2 separate regions of the Homo sapiens genome follow, and region 1 is linked to region 2. Evidence: chromatin contacts called from ENCODE Hi-C data. All regions are on one chromosome and are shown on one strand. Each heading gives the region's core, a stretch centred on a gene start or an enhancer-like site at or near the end of the contact. The rest is flanking DNA. Distances are from core to core; before and after follow the strand shown. Region 1 holds the start of UGT2B17 (UDP glucuronosyltransferase family 2 member B17). Region 2 overlaps STAP1 (signal transducing adaptor family member 1).

Region 1 (7,697 bases), core at 722-3,221, 1.0 Mb before region 2:
AACAAGAGAGAAAAAAGGCTGGGTTTCTGTCAGGACCTTGGGTGATTTCTGAAAGGTTTTTATAGTTTACCACTTTATGGGCACCCTTTTTGAGTCCTGCAAGGAGATACACAATCATGTGGTCTTGATGGCAGTGTCCAGAGGCCCTGTCTTGATAATCCTGGTGGGGCTCCTGGTTGGGGACTGCCTCCGTGCCAGTAGGCTGGGCAGGAGCTTGATGATGAATTGTATTAGCATGCTCCTGAACCAGGGTCCAAATATGGTCCCTGTCTTCTGGGGTGAGGGTGGAAGAGAGGATAAGTAGAAGGTGAGGGTGGAAGACAGGATAAGTAGAGGTCATACCAGGTTAGTGCATAAGACTGGGTAAGGTACTGAAACTCCCTAATATAAGAGGTAGGGTCTTCTGGAAATGAACTGAGTCTTGTTAGTTTGAGAGATCAGTGAAGGAGAAGGGAACATGAACTCTAACAATACCTTCAGTTCCTGCTACTTCCTGAAGGGGGCATTCTAGCACCCGCACTGAAGTATGGGTGCAGCGTGGGCCAAAGATGGTGCCCAAGCTGGTATGGACAGGAGAGAAGAAAGAAGCCAGAAGGGGTTCCTGCTGAGGGTTTGAAGGGGGAAGGCGGGTTGAGTTGACAGGCAGTGGAGGATACATAGGGGTGTAAGGTGGCTTGATGGGTTTACAGGCTTCAGGAGAGGGCAGTGAGGAAGGAGACTGAGTACAGGCAATGCTAGAGTTTTCCTGAGGAGAGGACGGTGTAGAAAAAGAAGTGGGTACTTTTGGAGGTGATGCCGGCTGGGAAGATGGTGGCTGGGAAGATGGTGACTGCGAAGACAATGAGAAAGCTTGGGGAGTTATAGAAGATGGTTGAGACGTGGGGGTAGGGGCTGGGAGGGGTGGACAGCAGTCTGCTGGATCCAACAAGGAAAAAGAGGTAGGGTCAGGAGGAGAAAGGTTATGAGGGCGGTGAGAATGAAGGATTTGAACAGGTAAGCAAGAATTGCAGAAGTCAGGTTGTGATCTGAGTGCAAAAAGGCCTGGAACAAGGAATTTCTCCCCATTTTTCCAGTCATCGGCAATAATTGCTTTAACCAGTTAAAATTGTAAAGTCAAGTGTTTCATTTGCTGGCCATTTGGACCCGTTATCTAATTCATACTGCGGCCAGGTTTTATTGTATAAAAAAGACAAGGCGCTTAGGGTGGGTATCTTGCCTGAGGCCTAAGGTTTGCAGATTTTTTATGAGGCAGTCTGGAGGGCTGTTTTTTGGAATGGAGGATGGGGAGTTTTCCATATCAAAGGGTAGGCTCTGGAGAACAGGGAAAAAGAAGACTGTCCTGGACAGCTGGAGGAAGACAATAAAAGGAGCTATTATCACCTCTGCCTTTTTGGTTCCTGGAACGGAATCAAATGGCTTAGAGGCGTCCCCCTAAGACCAGATGATCAGGGAGTGCCTGGCACATACTGGAGCCTTCTTGGATCAGTGTTGGATTTTGGGACAGGAGAAACCAAGAGAGGTCATGCAGATTTTCCCCTGTTAACTGGGCTCCCAGGGAAGCCTAACAGTAGGCGAGATCAGTGACCAATGTGCATGTGAAGGAAGAGAAAGACCTTCTCATATTATTTTATATTGTTTTTCACTCAGTACATGTTTAAGAAAAAACAACAAGGAAGTAAAACCAAAGACAGGCAGCCCAAACGCCAGGACTGAAACTATGCCTGGGCCTGCCTGGCCTAAACTTAGTAGTTAAAACTCAACTCATAACTTAGAAACCAATGTTATTCATAGATTCCAGACATGTATAGAAGAACATTGTGAAACTCCCTGCCCTGTTCTGTTTCTCTCTGACCACCAGTGCATGCAGCCCCTGTCACATACCCACTGCTTGCTCAAATCAATCACGACCCTTTCATGTGAAATCTTTAGTGTAGTGAGCCCTTAAAAAGGACAGAAATTGTGCACTCGGGGAGCTCAGATTTTAAGGCAGTATCTTGCCAATGTTCCCAGCTGAATAAAGCCCTTCCTTCTACAACTCGATGTCTGAGAGGTTTTGTCTGTGGCTCGTCCTGCTACATTTCTTGGCTCCCTGACCCAGAAGCAAGGTGACTGACGGAAGGCTGAGGCAGCCCCTTAGGTGGCTTAAGCCTGCCCTGTGGAGCATCCCTGTGGGGTACTCCGGGCAGCCTGAGTGATGAGATCCAAAGAGCGCTCCTGGGTAGGAAATTGCCCCAGTGGAACACCTCACCAGATCAACACGTAGCAGGCCCCCGTGGAGGATTAACACAGTGGCTGAACACCGGGAAGGAACTGGCACTTGGAGTCTGGACATCTGGAACTTGGTAAGACTAGTCTTTTGAACTTGTCCCACTCCACCTGAGTAGAAGCATGGCCTGGTCACCCACGGTGTGCCTGTGTTGGCACCTTTGTTCTGGTTTTGACTTGGCTAGACTTGGTAGGACTAGTCTTTTGAACTTGCCCCACTCCACCTGAATGGAAGTGTAGCATAGCCTGATCACCCACGGTGTGCCTGTATTGGCACTTTTGATCTGGTTTTGACTTGACTTGAATTGCTGGATACTTTGGTTTTGGTTTTTGACCTGGCTTGGATTTCTGGATACTCTGATTTTGGTTTTGATTTTGGTTTGGTGTAAACTGAAATGTTTGTGTGTGCCCTTTTACCCGTTCTTTGTTTTGTGGTGTGTGTGTGCTGTGAGCATGGTGTTTTGTCTCAAAAAAACATAGATCAGGCACAAAGTAAGCCCACTGCACTGGGAACTATGATAATGAATTTCAAGAAAGGATTTAATAGAGACTATGGAGTCACTATGACTCCAGGAAAACTTAGAACTTTGTGTGAAATAGATTGGCCAGCATTAGAGGTAGGTTAGCCATCAGAAGGAAGCCTAGATAGGTCTTTTTAGTTTCTAAGGTATGGCACAAGGTAACCTGTAAGCCAAGGCACCCAGACCAGGTTCTGTACATAGACAGTTACAGCTGGTTTTAGACCCCTTCCCCCCACCCCCCCTCACAATAGTTAAGAGAACAGCAGCATAAGCAGCTGGCAGAGGCAAGGAAAGACCAGCAGAGAAAAAAAAAAAAAAGGCCATCTATACCAATTCTAAGTAAATTTAGACTAAACAAGGTCTTATTAATAGCAAAGGATAATTGAAATTTCAAACTTACAAGGTTTTCAACAAAAGCGAAGTTTGCTAAAAGTTGACAGTGTAACACATATTATGGTAACTTCTAATCTTGTGGCCTTAGACAGTCTAGTCCAAAGACATAAAGAAAGTTCACTTTTTAAAAAAAAGGAATGGTTATCTTCAAAAAAAAAAGGGGGGGGAGGAGGTAAAATTTATGTAAAAAGAGTGTTATATGGTAAATTCTTGTCCTGAAATAAATTAACTTGTTGTTTAAAGAGAAGAAAAAAATGTTTGTAATAAGTCAGAAAGTTGAGACATGTTGAAAAATTGTTGGCGAAAGTCGTGAAAAAAAGTTATAAAAAATTTTATGCAAAAAATGTTGCATAATTTAAAAGTAATAAGGCCTCCTGAGTGCTATTGAAGAAACAGTTTATGTGCAGGTGTATAAAAAAGTAAAATATAACTTTAATGAGAAGATTATAAGGAGGCATAAGAATGTGGATTTTTACCTACATTAAAAAGTCAAAAAAGAATTATTGTTTGAAAAGTTCAAGCAAGTTTTAAAATGTTAATTTAAAGAAAATTCTGTGTGTAAACTTATTAGCTAAAGTTAAAAAAGTATTATCCAGTTTTTCTGTGAACTAGACATGAAAGTAAAAATGCAACAGGTTTTTTCCTTAAAGCATCAACCTGCTCTTTAACAAAAATTGTAAAAGGTTAAACAGAGTCTATAAAATCTTACCTTATGGTCAACTATGAAAAATTGGATAAATATGTCTACAAGGTTTTATTAAAATTAAGTTTAATATTAATAACACACTAATATAAAAGTAAAATTTAGCTTATCTGGTATAAAAATCATACAAGAAACATTAAATATAAAATGATGTTTAGCTTTCTTTGGTCTAAAAACTAATAAAAATTAGTGCTAATGGAAATATTCATTTTACTAGAGGATCATAAAAGTTAAAGACTTAAAACAAACTTTAGCAATTAAGACAGTATATCAAGCTACAAATGCCTGGTTGAAATGGATCAAATATTCCAACTACACAATAAACAAAAGCAATTGTTATGCTTGTGCACATGGCAGGCCAGAGGCCCTAATTGTCCCCTTCCCACTACGGTGGTCCTCCAGTTCACCAGGTGTGGGCCTGATGGTAGCTCTTTTCCAGGATTCTACAGCCTGGAGTAATAAGTCATGCCAAGCTCTCTCTGCTATATCCTGAAGTCCCTGCCAGTCAGCCCCCAAGGGCCATCCAGCTTCTGTCTCTCAACACTAAGTTCACTTCCTGTCTCTCACGGCAGGGAGGAAACTTAGCATTCCTTGGAGACCTAAAAGGATGCAGTGAGCTTAAGAATTTTCAAGAGCTTATCAATCAATCAGCCCTTGTTCATCCCTGAGCAGATGTGTGGTAGTATTGTGGTGGACCTTTACTAGGCACTCTGCCAAATAACTAGAGTGGCATTTGTGCCTTAGTCCATTGGGCTATCCCTTTCACCCTGGCATTTCATCAACCAGAGGAAGGAAAAAATAATAATAACACATCGTAAAGTGAGAGGAGCCCCTTATAAGTCTTTCAACTCTCACATCTATTTAGATGCAATCGAAGCCCTGCAAGGAATACCAGATCAATTTAAAGCTTGAAATCAAATAGTTACAAGATTTAAGTCAATATTTTAGTAGATAACAGTCAATAAAAATGTAGATTAGATAAACTACATCTATTACAACCAACAGCAAAGAGCTTTTCATGAGTTAAAAAAAAAAAAAAAACTCATGTCGGCCCCAGCCCTGAGGCTACCTGACCTGACAAAACTCTTCACACTCTATGTGTCAGAAAGAGAAAAAAATGGCAGTTGGAGTTTTAACCCAGACTGGAGGTTCCTGGCCAAGGCCAATGGCCTGTCTCTCAAAACAACTAGACGGGGTTTCCAAAGGCTGGCCCCCATGTCCAAGGGCCCTGGCAGCAACAGCCCTGTTAACACAAGAAGCAAATAAGCTAACTCTTAGGAAAAACCTAAACATAAAGTCTCCCCATGCTGTGGTAATTTTAATAAATACCAAAGGACATCATTAGCTAATAAATGATAGACTAACTAGATACCAAAGCTTGCATTGTGAAAATCCCCACATAACCATTGAAGTTTGCAACACCCTAAGCTCACTATCTTACTCCTATTATCAGAGAGCCCAGTTAAACATAACTGTACATCAGTAGACTGGGAGCTGTACGTGGATGGGAGCAGCTTCACCAATCCCTGCAAAATGACTCTGAAGAAGACAACAAACACTGCTCCAGTCACACCCAGAAGCTGACTGGTCCACGCATGGCTGAAGCATGAGGAGACTCATCGCAGGACTCATTTTCCTCAGAATTTGGACTTGTACAGGAAGGACTTCAACTGACCTTCCTCAGACTAAGAACTGTTTCCAGTATATACATCAAGTCACTGAGGTGGAACAAAAGATTGCTACAGTCCTATTACTTTATAGTTATTATAAAAGAGCTAATTACTTTATGGTTATTATAAAAGAGCTAATTGCCTTCCATGATCACGCCCTCATAATCGTCTTTCTTATCAGCTTCCTGGTTCTATATGCCCTCTTTCTAACACTCACAACAAAACTGACTAACACTAATATCACGGACGCCCGAGGACTCTAAAAAAATTAAATAGCAACAAAAACAACAACAAATTGTTTGTATAATGCTATTCTATCCAAGGTATGTAGCCCAGGAAATAACCAACCTGATGTGTGTTATGAACAATTTTAAGCCTCCCATGATCACAGTTTTTAAAATAAAATTAAGGACTGCTCCTTTTCTATGTGACACAAGTAAGGTAATAGGTAGAACCGAAAAAAACAGAGCTCCTCAAAATGTAACCTTAAAATTTGACACTTGTGCCGCTATTAATAGTAAGCAGCATGAAACAGGATGTGATTCTCTAAATTAAAAAAGAAAGTTACACAGTAAAAAAAATAAGTATATCTGTCAAAAATCATATTTATGTGAGATGTGTCAATACTGGTCTCGTGTCATTCAGACTACTTAAAAGGAAAATAAAAAAGATCGTGTTTGACTCCAAAAAGGAAAACTCAGCCCCTCTTGCATGAATAGGAGCTACAACCTTTTAGAATTGATAATCACAAACCCCTCAGACCCAAAGTAAAATAAAAGAAAAATATATATCATTAGACATGGATAAAAAGGGACTAGATCCTAATGTAAGCATCCTAATAAAAGGAGAGGTTCAAAAACGCTCTCCAGAACCAGTGTTTCAGACTTTCTATGATGAACTAAATGTGCCAGTACCTGAGATTCCAGGAAAAACTAAAAATTTCTTTTTGCAATTAGCCTAACACGTAGCCCAGTCTCTACAAGTCACCTCATATTATGTTTGTGGAGGAACCATAACAGTAGATCAATGGCCATAGGAAGCCCAAGAATTAGTTCCTACAGACCCATTTCCTGATGAATTCCCAGCCCAAAAGAATCACCCTGATCATCTCTAGGTTCTAAAAGTCTCAATTATTAGACAGTATTGCATAGCTAAAGAAGGAAAAGGATTCACTCATCCTGTAAGGCAGCTTAGCTGTCTTAGACAAAAGCTCTATAATAGTACCACAAAAACAGTCACATGGTGGAGTTCCAATTACACAGAAAGAAATCCATTCAGTAAATTTCCAAAGTTGCAGACTGTTTGGGCCCACCCAGAATTCCACTGGGACTGGACGGCCCCCACCGGATTATACTGGATATATGTGGACACAAAGCTTATGCTAAGCTGCCTGATCAGTAGACAGGTAGCTGTGTAATTCGCACCATTAAGCCTTCTTTCTTCTTACTGCCCATAAAAACATGAACTTCTAGGCTTCCCAGTCTATGCTTCCTGGGAACAAAAAAATGAAGCATAGCCATAGGAAAAGATGATAAATAGCCCCCTGAAAAAAATCATACAATACTATGGACCCGCCACTTAGGCACAAGATGGCTCATGAGGATATTGGACCCCCATCTACATGCTCAACCGAATCATATGGTTACAAGCTGTTTTAGAAATTTTTACTAATAAAACCGGTCAAGCCTTGACCGTTCTTGCCCGGCAAGAGACTCAGATGAGAAATGCAATCTATCAAAATAGACTAGCTCTTGACTACTTGCTAGCAGCTGAAGGAGGAGTTTGTGAAAAATTTAACCTTACTAATTACTGTCTACACATAGATAATCAGGCAAGTTATTAAAGACATAGTTAAAAATATGACAAAACTGGCACATGTACCTGTGCAAGTGTAGCACGGATTCAACCCTGAAGCCATGTTTAGAAAGTGGTTCCCAGCACTAGAAAAATTTAAAACTCTTATAATAGGAGTTACAATAATTATAAAAACCTGCTTACTGCTCCCTTGTTTGCTACCTGTACTTCTTCAAATGATAAAAAGCTTCATCGCTACCTTAGTTCAACAAAATGCTTCAGCACAACTGTACTATATGAATCACTATCAGTCTATTCCACAAAAAGACATAAGTAAAAAAATGAGTGAGA
Region 2 (7,332 bases), core at 1,087-3,586:
CTGGGCATGATGGTGCATGCCTGTAATCCCAGCTACTTGAGAGGCTGAAGCAGGAGAATCACTTGAACTCTGGAGGTGGAGGTTGCAGTGAGCCAAATTATGCCACTGCACTCCAGCCTGGGTGACATAGTGAGACCTCATCTCAAAAAAAAAAAAAAAAGAAAGAAAGAAAGAAAAGAAAAGAAATTGGAATGTATTTTCAAACATGCTGTATTAGCTACAAATATCAGAATATACAAAGGACCACTGAGTCAAACAGATAAGACCAAAAAGTAGATCTCCTTTACCACCCGTTACTCCCTAGCGAATTGCCTTGTTTATTTTCTTCATAACAATTGTCACAATGTGAAATGATCATCTGTTTACTTGTTTACTTTCTCCCTCTCCACCACCTGATGAAAATATAATGTTCATAAGTAAGTGCAAGAGTTTAGGTCTATCTTTTTCAATTGCTATATCTTCAGCCACTTTCACTCTGCATGGATCATAGGGTGTTCAGCAGATATTTGTTGAAAAAAAAAAAGAATCAATCAAAAGCAGTGAGCTTCCTACCTCTGTTACTGTAAGAATGAAGCCTCTCCATTCTTCCCCACTTTCTGTGTTCTCTGTCTAAAGTTGAAGACAAAAACAGATAAAGCCAAAGAAGGAAATACATGAGTGATTGAGCATAAAATAAATAATTATGACTGAGCCTAAAAAATAATTCATTTTCTTTTTTTGGCTTAGAACTACTAATGTGTATTTTTTATGAAATATTTCAATACTATTTTCTTTTGTCAGAAGACATACAGCTGTAATCTGTTTGCTTACTTAAAACAAATGAACATGTACAAATTTACTCAAAAAAATTAAATGTTAGAAAACTTACTTTTGCAGTATGTCAATTCACAGTTACTCTCTCCATTAGCAGTTAAAATGGACTGGCTTTAAATTCAGGACAACCAAATTTGATAGTAGAAACTTCCAATTCTTAGCTGTAAATACTAGTACTATGTTATTACTAATAATAACAATACCAGGTCAGGGTTGGTAGCTCATGCGTGTAGTCTCAGCACTTTGGGAGGCTGAGGTGGGAGGATCACTTGAGCTCAGGGGTTTGAGACAGCCTGGGCAACATGGTGAAACCATGTCTCTACAAAAAATACAAAAAATTAGCCTGTTGTGGTGGTGTCAGCTACTTGAGAGGCTAAGGTGAGAAAGTTGCTTGAGCCTGGGAGGTCAAGACTGCAGCCAACATATTTTGAGCACTTTTAGTGGTAGCTACTATTTTAAGCACTTCACAGGTATTACTTGATTTAACCTTCAAGGCAACTTGGCAAAAGGTCTTATTATTTTTGCTTGTTTGATTGTTTTATAGATTTGTTCATTTAACAGATATTTACTAAGTACCTTTAAGTGCTAAGCACTATTCTACACACTGGTTTATATTAGGGAACGAAAAAAAAACCTTGTTCTCATGGAGTTTAGAGTCTAGCAAGGAATGATAAATAATAAACATAATAGTAAATTTTATAGTGTCGAAAAGAAAGAAATGAGAAAAATTAAAGGTACAGCAGGGTAAGAGAGATTAGGAGTCCAACTAGGGGCATAGGAGAGGAGAAAAACGTTGCCACTGTAATAAAGTGCTCCAGGTAGGCCTTGGTGAGGGGGTTTCATCTGAGAGGAGACTTACTTCCGGGTGAAGAAACAAAGACACAAAAAGGGTAAGTAACTTGCCTATAATCACAATGAATGAATAACTAATAAAACAGCCCAAATTCAGACCCAAGTATCTGACACCAGTCTTGTGCTCTTCACTATCATATCTGCAAATCATCCGGGGAGCTTGCTTAAAATATAGGTTTTGAGTTGGGGGATGGGGGTCCGATCTCCTTAGTACAGGCGATTCCTATTACACGGAAGTTCAGACCAGTGCTTTTCAAGGTCAATCAGTAATCTCCCAGGAAAAGTCTCCGAGTATATCTTATTTAATACAAGTTGTTCTCTTTATGTTATTACCGTGGTTACTGGGTGACTTTTATTGGCTCATTTTGAATGCTGATTCAAGAACAACCTTAGCAAACACCAGGTGGGATCCTTGACTTTGTCAGAGGGCAGGAGTATCTGGTTTCGTGGCGCTTGTATGCTAAACAAGTGAACACGTCTTTTTAAATTCCAATTCAGAAAACTAGGTCTTGGCCAGACGCAAGCAAAAATATTAACAAAGTGTAAGACTTAGCCTGTCTTACAATTTCTCTTTACTTCAGCCACTGGATGTGAAGAATGTTATTTATAACCACAACCCTTTACAGACTACTGTTTCTCCTCGCTCACCTTCAGTTGTACTTCCTCTTTCGGCAAAACAAGGGTGAATTTCGCACAGTTCTTTTCAGTTGAATTCTGCTCAGTAAGGCATGTGAGGTCTACTATGTCTAATTTGTCAACATACTGCAAAGATAAAGGAAGATCACATTACATTATTTCATGGGTAATACACATTAGTTCTAGCAGGAAGCAAAATAAGTAATATCTTCCTTTCAACTAATTAGTACTTTGTATGATATCCTGGTTTTCCTAATCCCAGAGGACATGTGGAAATGTATTATGTGGTGGTGTGCTGAACCTGGCTCACACAGGTTTGCAAAAGCCAATTGTTAAATTTTCAGGAATTTTGCAAGCAAGTTGTTAAACACAGCCATTATTTTAAAAATCGAATTATATAAACATACCAGTAAATAAATTATATTCAAAGCAAAGGTAATTAAAACAAAATTTGTTACATTCTATTTCTATATTTTACTGTTCTCTATGTTCTTAAGGTTATTTACATCTTCATTTCTGGATGGTGAAAATACCATATAATACTGTGCTACTGTGCTTTTCTTCCCAACTACATGCTCCGTGAGGTCATACTGTTAGGTTGAAATCAGCCACAGTGAGAGTATTTTACACCATGCAAATTGGTAAACCTTACAAATCAAGCTTGATTTATTATTTTGTTGATGTCCAGGGGCAGCACTTTTTTTCTGCAAAAGGCCAAACAGTACCATACTTCAGGCACACATACAGCCTGTTGTACATTCTTCGTTTTTGTTTTTTTCTTTAGAAACACTTTAAACATATAGAGACATTCTTAGCTCAAAAACTGAAGAAAATCAGGCCATAGGCCAGATTTGGCCCATCATCCAGATTATTGGCCCTTGGTGTAGGCTTTAAAAAGTAAAGGAAAAAATGTTAATATGCAGATGAGATAGGTTTGTTGTGTCTGAATCTGTTTCACTCTAAATAGAACAAAAATTGACAAAATATTCTTCCAGAATTCAAAAACTATTATCTAATTCAGCAAAGAAATTGCTCACATTTATTGATTTTAATACATACATGATGTTTTGACATACATCATTTTACTTTCTTTTTACTCATTAATGTAAATGAAAATATTAGAAAATATTCATGTCAAATATCATATTTAATGATAATAAATTTATTATGGAAAGAGCAGATTTAAATACCATTTAAATCTCCATTTGTCAAATTATGATCGAATTACATTGACAGTTGGTTACCAATGCAAGAGTTAGGCAAAAATCAAGGAAAGCATTCTGTGAGAATCAATTGTCTGTATGGACATTACAATAAAGACTATTGTGTATTTTTCTAATTGTGTACTATACATTGTTCATATCAGTAATATTTATAACAAGTTTATGTATATATATATTCATACTTTTTTCCAGAAAGCTATTCAGCATTTACTGCACACCACTGATTATGGCAATCCTATTAAGAAATTCCTATCCTATCCAAGTATAATAAAAATATTTCTTCTGAGAAATTGGTCAATTTCCACTCTCTATATGCAACGGGCTTGCCTTCTAGTAGTAGAAAGAACTACCTGTAGTAAGTATAGTAGGGTTTTTATGATATATATATTTTTACTAAATTAGCCTCATTCTTGAGTTCTTTTTATCTCCTTTTATGTTTCTTTCAATTGTAGCCAATATGACTTATTTTACTGTATATCTGTAAGTCTTATTTTTCTGAGTAAAGTAGGACATAAAAATAGGTATATAATTTTTTTCCAAAGCTATTTCTATATTGATGAGTTTGAGAGAAAGTTCGAGTTGGCCTAGTTATTTTCAATTTAACCATTCCACAATGTATATATATTTTAAAACATCATGATAAACAATTTTATATGTCAATTTTAAAAATAAATACATTCAAAAAATATGGAAGGGAGGTTCAAAGGAAGAAAGAATCTAAAATTAAACAGAAATCTTTTTTCTGAGGGATTGTCTAGATCAAGCTCAGTGAGTTTTGCTGCAACAAAGGAGGAAGCAACAGAGGAAGAGGTGGCAGTTAGTTAGAGTGCAGTAGCCTGATCCATTGATTAGAGGAAAGGAAGTCATATCTTTTTGTTTTTATTTGTATCTTGTGAAGAGGCTTAAAGGTCATCTGTCTAACCTCACTGACATCTGATGGCATCTCTGCCAGGGTATCCTTTCATTAGTCATCCAGTCTGTGTTCAAACATCTCTAACATGGAACTCATGCCTCCTGAGCACCTCTGCCTACTAGCAAGTTTTTTCTTGTATTAAGCCACAACTTTCCTCCAATTTTCATCCATTGTCCTAATCTCTTCTTTCTGGAATAACATGAAACAAATTCAGTGACCCTTTCACACGACTTCCTGACAGCCTTTCAAATATTTAAAGCCAGCTTTAAATTCTTCCCTTTTGTAAGACAAAAATCTACACTTCTCACCTTGTCTATCCCAGTGCTTTCTTCTGAGACTATCACTTTAAAAAGTTCCCAAAAGGTCTGTATACTCTTAACAAAAATTGGTAGATGGGCAATTCTGAGACATTTCACTAGAACAATTTCCTCATGGCATGGTGATGAAGAAGGCTGGCTTAGGAGCAAGACCTGGATTGTACCTTTCGTATTACCTATCTAACCTTGTACAATTCTTAATCTTTAAACTTCACTAATCTCATCTATAAAGCCGGAATTAAAATAGCACCCATTCTGCAGAGTTGTGAGACTTAAATTAGGCAATGCATGTAAAATGCCTGAATGCTTACTATGTGCCAGCTACTCTCTTAGGTCCTTACATGTACTATCTCATTTAGTTATTTTGAGAACCTTATAAAATGGACTACTATTTTTATTCTGATTTTAGAGATTTGAAGACTGTGTTGGAGATCTTTTGTTTGCTCTTTTAGATTCACTTTTATTCCTTCACCACCCAACACTCTGCGGCAGGAGAGAGACCTGTATGGACAACATCAAGGGGCTCCGTACCCTTTGAGTTCCTATTGGGTTGGACCACTGGAGAACAGTGGCAGGAGATCAGAAGAGTGAGGGTGGGTATTTATTACCATAAGCAGTTGCTCCCTCAGTCAAAGATCATACTCTCCTTAAGGCAGTCATCTCCATACAATTCACACTACTTTCCCACTCTTTCCTCTGAGTCCTAGGCATGGTAATGAACACTGTTTTAACCTCAGGATTCTGTACTATCTTTGTAATTTTCCTACACCCTGTTCACTGCTTTGCATATTTATTAAAACTTTATTAAATTCTCTTCAAATTGCCCAATTTGAGATGTCTTCTGTTTCCTACCAGTTTCCTGTCTGATAACACTGAGACACAGAGAGGTGGGGTAACTGGCCCAAGATTCTGCAGTTAACAGTGGCAGGGCTAGGACAAACACCCAGGCAGGCTGTCTGAAGAGACCAGGCTCTCGATTATTAAGCTTTACTGCCTCTTGCCATGTAGTAAGTGAGCAAAAATTGTTAGCTCTCTCACTTACTGTGCAATAGAAAAGGTTAGAATAAAAGCTCTTTTACATTTACTGACATCAGTGGGAAATTGGAATGCACAAAAGAGAAATTAATTTTGTAAAATTTATTATGGCATTTGAAAACATTCTACATTACACAGGTTATTTTTCTGTCTCTTTCATTAGATGTTGGCTTCTAATAATGATGTTCTAATTATTAGATGGGCTACTATATCCAGATCCAGAATGTTTATATTTAATCAAGTTACTGGCTCATAAAGTCTCTTATAGTGTTCCAAGGTAGGTAAGCATTTGCCACTAAAATACTATATCTTATTCCTGGAAGAACTGAAACATACAATCAAAATTTGAAATTAATATGAATAAATAAACCTCAGAATCCCTTTATTGTTATTCTCATGTTTAAGCCTTTAGAAGTCCTGCTTTGTGAATATGTTTTTGTCTTTTCAGAAAAATTAAATAATGGCTTTGCATGCTCTGGAGATCATTTTGTTCCTTTCCAATTATAACTGCATGCTACAGCAAGATAAAAAGTGGGAGAAATTGAAGCTATCACTTGGTATTAAGCAATATATGTGCAGATGTCTTGTCAAAAATTTTCACTTTTTAACTAAGTTTAGTTATCAGAATCAGAAAGAAAATAATGAAAAGTAAAAAACATGAGTCAATATCTTCTTCGGAATTGCCCAGGAAAATTTACCATCGTTCCTGTGATCATTGGCGGCCCCCACAGATTTAAACTTTATTTTTTGAATTAATTTTACCAGAGCATCTTTATTCTTGGATGGCAGAAAATCCAAAATGAATAATATGCTATGTGACAAGGGTATATTGGGAAACAATGGAATCAGCTCAACATATTTACTTACTATTATACTCTTTTTGTCGGTATAAAAGAAAAGAGTAGTTCCTCTCAACTCTGTCCAGTAATGCTCATACTCCTGTGGGAAAGAAACCATAAACATTATTTCATTAGTGTATATTCAACTATTTTTCTAATAATATTATCCTTTGTAACTTTCTTAATTGCTTGTGTGATATAAGAAGTCTTCTTTATCCTGGATAATTCTAATTTTTATAGCTTAATTTTACATTTAATTCTTTTCATTTTTTGAGATAGGTTCTCTGGTCTCAATATGTCCCCCAGGCTGGACTCTCCAACTCCTAGGCTCAAGCAATTCTTCTGCCTCAGCTTCCCCTCCAAGTAGCTGGGACTACAGGCATATGCCACCATACCTGGCTTAACATTTTATTTCCTTCCTCCCTCCCTCCTTTCTTCCTCCCTCCTTTCTCCCTTCCTTCCTTCCTTCCTTTCTCTTTCTTTCTTTCTTTCCTTCTCTCTTTTTCTTTTCTTTTCTTTCTTTTTTCAGAGTCTTGCTCTGTTACCCAGGCTGGAGCGTAGTGGTACAATCATGGCTCACTGCAGCCTTGAACTCCTGGGCTCAAGCAATCCTCCCACTCCAGCCTCCAGAGTAGCTAGGACTACAGGCCCATGCCACCACTTGATTAAATCATTCTCAAGTTTATTTTAGTATAACATTTCAG

What was found. A loop is a pair of places that touch in the nucleus more often than their neighbours do. Pooled maps may share reads with other maps.
Region 1: a pooled map shows a loop between it and region 2 (4-fold over the local background). The contact joins the promoter of UGT2B17 here to the enhancer-like site in region 2. A Hi-C loop is called at or near these places in 3 of 37 single-sample maps with no recorded cell type and 3 of 50 pooled maps.

What each region holds. Positions count from the first base shown.
Region 1 is chr4:68,570,596-68,578,292 of GRCh38, reverse strand. UGT2B17 (UDP glucuronosyltransferase family 2 member B17) reads left to right here and starts at 1,971. Exons shown (of 7, transcript NM_001077.4): 1 at 1,971-2,342.
Region 2 is chr4:67,570,480-67,577,811 of GRCh38, reverse strand. STAP1 (signal transducing adaptor family member 1) reads right to left here. Exons shown (of 9, transcript NM_012108.4): 2 at 6,657-6,728; 3 at 2,314-2,427; 4 at 553-609. Among named protein-coding and RNA genes, the nearest start is that of STAP1, 15 kb to the right of the region's middle. RefSeq lists silencers at 990-1,049, 2,207-2,501 and an enhancer at 2,124-2,203. Within about 2 kb of position 2,336, at least 5 of the 41 ENCODE cell types and tissues checked have a DNase peak (open chromatin) inside an H3K27ac peak, as active enhancers do.